Linked DNA regions of Homo sapiens: region 1 is linked to region 2. Evidence: chromatin loops called from intact Hi-C (ENCODE). Cell type or tissue: heart right ventricle. All regions are shown on one strand. Links, peaks and the distances in the headings refer to the core of each region. The heading gives the core; the rest is flanking DNA.

What was found. A loop is a pair of places that touch in the nucleus more often than their neighbours do. Peaks named below come from ENCODE experiments on the same cell type or tissue, not always from the same donor. Only the 100,000 strongest peaks of a DNase experiment are listed, where the experiment ranks them.
Region 1: a loop joins it to region 2, with 1.9 times the contacts of the local background. A loop is called at or near these places in 5 of 110 quality-filtered maps.

What each region holds. Positions count from the first base shown.
Region 1 is chr3:197,351,361-197,354,275 of GRCh38, forward strand. No RefSeq gene overlaps it. Among named protein-coding and RNA genes, the nearest start is that of DLG1, 54 kb to the left of the region's middle. In heart right ventricle, for the core only: no CTCF peak of the experiment used is centred there; DNase peaks (open chromatin) are centred at 1,281 and 2,711; H3K27ac peaks cover 2,452 bases.
Region 2 is chr3:197,452,586-197,455,500 of GRCh38, forward strand. The region is part of intron 2 of LOC105374308 (a long non-coding RNA gene); the gene reads right to left. Among named protein-coding and RNA genes, the nearest start is that of LINC02012, 56 kb to the right of the region's middle. In heart right ventricle, for the core only: a CTCF peak has its summit at 1,629; no DNase peak of the experiment used is centred there; H3K27ac peaks cover 30 bases.

The sequences.
Region 1 (2,915 bases), core at 223-2,722, 100 kb before region 2:
AGGGGCTGAAGTGGGTGTTGAGAGAGCCAACCAAGGTATCTGCCACGCGATGGCTCAGAGCCTGGGAACCATGACAATTTCTGTGAGCCGTGGCAGTTTGAGGCCTACAGTTCACTCTATGTCATTAATTGACTCTGTGTGTGTGTGTGTGTGTGTGTGTGTGTGTGTGTGCATGAGAGAGAGACAGAGAGAGAGAGAGGATAATTTGTGAGTGAACCCTTTGTTCTTCATCCCTTCTCCATCTTGTGCTCCCCCCATAGCCTAGGAACTTCCCCAGGTTCATGGATTTCTTGACCACTCACCGTCTGTAGACACCGTCTTCAGACACCATCTCAGCACTGAAGACACACTGTGAACAAGGCATGTGTGTAGCCCCAGCCCCCATGAAGCTTACAGTCTAGCAGGAAGGACAGCATTTTAAAAGTTGCTAAATGATAGGGACTTGTCCATGAAACTGAATTGAATCTGGTTTAGCTGGTCAACAAAGAGAGTCTAATTTGCCATTAGACTACCATTTTGGTAATCGCTAGTTCTGAATGTCTGGCATGTAGTAGGCCCTCAGAAAATATCTGCTGGGGCCGGGCGTGGTGGCTCACGCCTTTAATCCCAGCACTTTGGGAGGCAGAGGCGGGCAGATCACGAGGTCAGGAGTTGGAGACCAGCCTGATCAACATGGTGAAACCCCGTCTGTACTAAAAATACAAAAATTAGCTGGGCGTGGTGGTGCATGTCTGTAATCCCAGCTACTCAGGAGGCTGAGGCAGGAGAATAGCTTGAACCCAGGAGACGGACGTTGCAGTGAGCCAAGATCATGCCACTGCACTGAAGCCTGGAGTGAGACTGTGTCTCAAAATATATATGTATATATATATGCTGAAGATAGATATTTGAGTTTCTATTTGATATCCCTGCCTGGAGTTATCGGCTCTCTCAGGTCAGAGGGCATGGCGGATTTATTTTCGTGTCCTCAGTGTCTAGCTCAGTACTGGCACACAGTAGGAACTCGGGAAGTATTTGAAGAATGGAACGGAATCCCGTTTATGTCATCTATAAAGACCATCAACTTGGCAATTGGGCCAAAATCCTTTTTGGGTGTGTGCTCTCTGGGTCACTGTGGTACAATCAGAGCAATGAGTTATTTTAAACCTCATAAACTTTTTTTGTGTGTGAAGCCACAGTCTCATCCTGGCACAAAATACACACATCTTGTTCCCATGAGGTCATGGCCAGGGGAGATTAACTCAGAGAGCCTCGGCAGGTTTCCATATCTGTGAGTGTGGCAGCACGCTGCACTGCCTGGCTTTCCTCCATGCTGCCCTGCCCCCGCTGTGTCTGCAGGAGCAATGATTGAGGATGAGACCTCTTTCTCCACTGAAGGAAGGAGTGGGGCATTCACAGAGGAATGAACTGAGTGTCTTTCTTCCCTTTTTCTTTTTACCTTGTTTCCGAAATTTTCTCTGACCTGAGACCTGAAAGGCACATGCACGCCTCCTAATTGCTGTTGCCCCGGACGAGGAGTCTTCGGTGGACTCTTGCCTCTGTTCTTAGGCCTTGAGGTCAAGTCTGGTGGAAAAGTGCTCTGCCATGATGATGTGTAGAATGTCGGTTTTATCCCAATTCAAAAGAAACACAGCATAATAGAATTTTCTCAACTATGAATTTTTCTCTTACATGTTTTTCTTAAGCTCTTAATGGATTTCTTTTGACCACTGGTGAGCTGCAGGCACAGCAAGTGAACTATTTTGCCGAAGCTCCAGAGACATGACCGTGGGCCTGCGCTACCTGGACTGATTGGAACAGCATTGCTGCTGGTCATGCTCAGAAGCCACCTGCTGCCTGGAAGGCAGGGAAGGGAGGTCAGCTTGACCTGCTGCTTAATTGTGTCCAGATGTCTCTATACTCTGATCCACCTACAGAAAAGGACACTCAAATGTGAAAAGAACATCTCTACTTGACTCAGAATGTTTCTTCAGAGTGACAGTGACAGTGACAGTGAGGTGACAGTGACTGACAGGGAGGCGAGCAGGCTGGCTGGGAGCCTGGCAGTCCTAAGTTCTTATCTTAGCTCTTCTACTCACTAACTGTAACTTCGGGCAAGTTAACCTCTATGAGCCTCAGTTTCTTCATCTGTAAAATGGGGAGGTGACTGTTAGAGTTTTTGGTAGGATGGACTAAGCAGATACATGAAGAGTGGCTGGCAGGACCCCTGATTCAAGAGAAATGGCCGTGATTATGACTCTGATTCATATTGTATTGGTTGCTAGGTGGCTATTTTGTGGGGAGAGGGTGTAACTTGATCACAGGTATGTACGGCCAGAAGCACTGGCTCCAGCTGTCCTTTCAAAAGCTCTCAGGTTATGGAGTCGTACATTGTTCTACTTACTGTATCCTCATTAATTCTTGATCCATCCCTCAGCCCTTCTTCCCACTCACTTAGATAAAGCAGAGACCTGTGGTTTTCCTGCTGGCATTTTGTTCAGACACTGGTTTCTGAAGGTCTTTCCTGCCACTTGGAAGGATGGAGGAATACAAGGACTGAGAATGTTTGACTCCTTGGAGGGAGACACAGGGTTTCACGGGATTAGCTGACACAGCATGTAATCACCTTTCTGCTGCTCCCTAAGGCGGGGGGTGGGGGGTCTATTACTGTTGCTTCTTAAGTAAGCTTAGATGGAGCCTGGCTTCGCAGGCCCAGAATCCACTGCTGGACACTTTCCCTCCCTGGCCATGGCTTCTTGTGGCCAGAGGGGAATTCCCAGCAAAACTGTTGAGCCAACCTGGCACATGGACCCAGCCTAGCAGTCCACCCTACTCTGTTCTGTGGAGTCCGGGGAGGGTCTTGTTCTTGCTGGACATTTCCCCTGGGCACTTTATTCAAGAATGAAGGAACGAGAGACAGAGAGCTGAGTCTGAGA
Region 2 (2,915 bases), core at 175-2,674:
CGCCTGCCTCGGCCTCCCAAAGTGTTGGGATTACAGGCGTGAGCCACTGCGCCTGGCAATTTTTTGTATTTTAGTAGGACAGGGTTTCACCATGTTGGCCAGGATGGTCTTGATCTCCTGACCTCATGATCCGCCCGCCTCAGCCTCCCAAAGTGCTGGGATTACAGGCGTGAGCCACCGCTCCCCAGGCTATGTCTTATGATTTTAGAAGGAGAGAGCCCTATTTTGACCCAGCATCCACATTTCCCCTCCTCACGAATCTTGACTGAGCATCTTTGGGTCTTGTGAGCGTGTCTTCATCAATTATTGTGTCTAGGAGAATTGGGATATTTTGATCAGCCGCTCTCTAGGGTGGGGGTGGAGAGTTTCTTTTATCAGTGGAATGAAAGAAGGGCAATTCATAATCCCATTCTACATAGGATGAAGTGGAAATTCAGAGAAATCAAGGACTGGACCATAATTGCCTAAAGGCCAGACGGCCTGTTAAGGGCAAAGCTGGGACATAAACTAGTTGTCTCCAAAGCCTATTTTTAAAATTTTTCCTGTTGTTGTCATTGAGCAGGGGAAGGACTCATTCACATACCTTAAAATTCACCGTTTTAAAGTGTGTAATCCAGTGAAAACCCTGTTTAATCAACAGGCCAAGTGTTTTCAACTTCGGTGTGATCACTGTTCACTTGTGAAGTATGTGGTAAGCAATGTGTTGCTATTAATAGCTGAATTACCAAAGTTATTAGAATGATTTACTTCAAAAAATGGAAATCAGAATTAACAAAAGATTACCCTGTTCATAATGCCATCCCCATTTCCAGGCCGGGCTTGTTGGCTCCGCCTGTAATCCCAGCGCTGTGGGAGGCCGAGGCGGGTGGATCACCTGAGGTCAGGAGTTCGAGACCAGCCTGGCCAACATGGTGAAACCCCGTCTCTACTAAAAATACAAAAAATTAGTCAGGCATGGTGGTGGGTGCCTGTAGTCCCAGCTACTCAGGAGGCTGAGGCAGGAGAATCGCTTGAACCTGGGAGGCGGAGGTTGTAGTGAGCTGAGATCACACCATTGCACTCCAGCCTGGGCGACAGAGCGAGACTCTGTCTCAAAATAATAATAATAAAACAATGCCATCCCCATTTCCTTGAACTCTGATGTCCAGCACAGCTCCTGCCTAGAGGCGTTGGCACCCATTTGGAGTGGTTCCAAGGAGAAAATGGCAGAGCACGTGACACAGCCTGCCATAAAGCTGTCTCCATCACAAGACAGAATGGGTAAGCACCCCAAGACAGTACAGAGTGTTCCAGGAAAACTACTTAGAAATGGCAAATCAGTTCAGCAACGTTTCAGATTATAAGAAAAAAATTAAATCAATACACCGTTTCTAGAGTCCAGTGATGAAGACTAGAAGGAAATGCAATAGAGAGAGCTCATTCCCTGAAGAATCCAAATCATTAAGTATTTTGCAATTCACGTAAAAGGACATGAAGAATGCATTCAAAGAAAATTACAAACCTCTAATAGAAAAATAAAAACGAATAAATGGAGCTTCTGCCTGGGAAGATTCTACATGGTAAATGGCACATTCAATCTGCAGTGTAAAAGCTCATGCAACCTGACCATGCCATCTGCTGTAGAAGGAGGGAGGTGACACTCTTGCTGTCCCCTGAGCTGATCACAGCACACTCCAAGAAAGACCTAGACAAACTCAAACAAGGTGGGACCAGGGGTGGAGTCGGGGGAGCAGGCTGGCAACAGACCTGGAAGCCAGTCACACAACACAAGGAATGAGCTGGTTGAATCTGGGCATTAGAGAACAGGAGGCATTTTTTGCAGGTAAGAGGAGATTTAGGGGCAGGGTTGAAGGGTTGTGGTATGGAAGAAGTATTAGATTTGCCCTATGGAGCAACAGTGAGTAAAAATGACAGGAAAAGAGATTTCTGTCTCAAACAAAGTAGCAACTTTTTGGAAGTCAGAAGTGTCATTGATCTAAATTAAATGACGCTATGAAGCAGGCAGAGTAGGCGATATTATCACCCCCAACAAAAAGATGGGGAAAAGGTCCAGCAGGCAGAAATGACTTGTCTATCATCACCCAGGAGGGGCATATGAGGCTGTGGACACCCCCTGTGCTGTGTCCAGTGCCCCAGGCTGCTTCTGGAGCCAGCACTGAGCTTCCACAGATGTGGCAAAACAGGTGTGAACAGCCGGCAGTGCCCTTCTCCTCTCCCAGCAAGAAAGTCACAAGAAAACTACCAAAGTCAAAGGATGACGAGCAACTCTGAATATTCTGGGGAAAGAAGGATCAGGCAAGGACCAGTGATTCCCTACGGGAAAGTAATGACTTCTGACTGGAAGCTCCTACCAGGAATTTCTGACAGGAGACCAGGGATTTCTGACAGGAGACCAGGAACTTCTGACAGGAGACCAGGGACTTCTGACAGGAGACCAGGGACTTCTGACAGGAGACCAGGGATTTCTGACAGGAGACCAGGAACTTCTGACAGGAGACCAGGGATTTCTGACAGGAGACCAGGGACTTCTGACAGGAGACCAGGGATTTCTGACAGGAGACCAGGGACTTCTGACAGGAGACCAGGGACTTCTGACAGGAGACCAGGGATTTCTGACAGGAGAGTAGTGGTTTATGACAGGAAAACAGGGATGTCTGATGGAAAATGTTGGCCTCCAGTGGGCTATGCATGGAGCTCTGACAAGAAAACAAGGATTTCTGAAAGAAACTGATTTTTCTCAGGACGGTGATTTCTAAAAGCAAAGTAGTGATTTCTCAGCCAGGCACAGTGGCTCATGCCTGTAATCCTAGCACTTTGGGAGGCTGAGGCGGGTGGATCACTTGAGGTCAGTAGTTCGAGACCATCCTGGCGGACATGGTGAAACCCCGTGTCTACTAAAAATACAAAAATTAGCC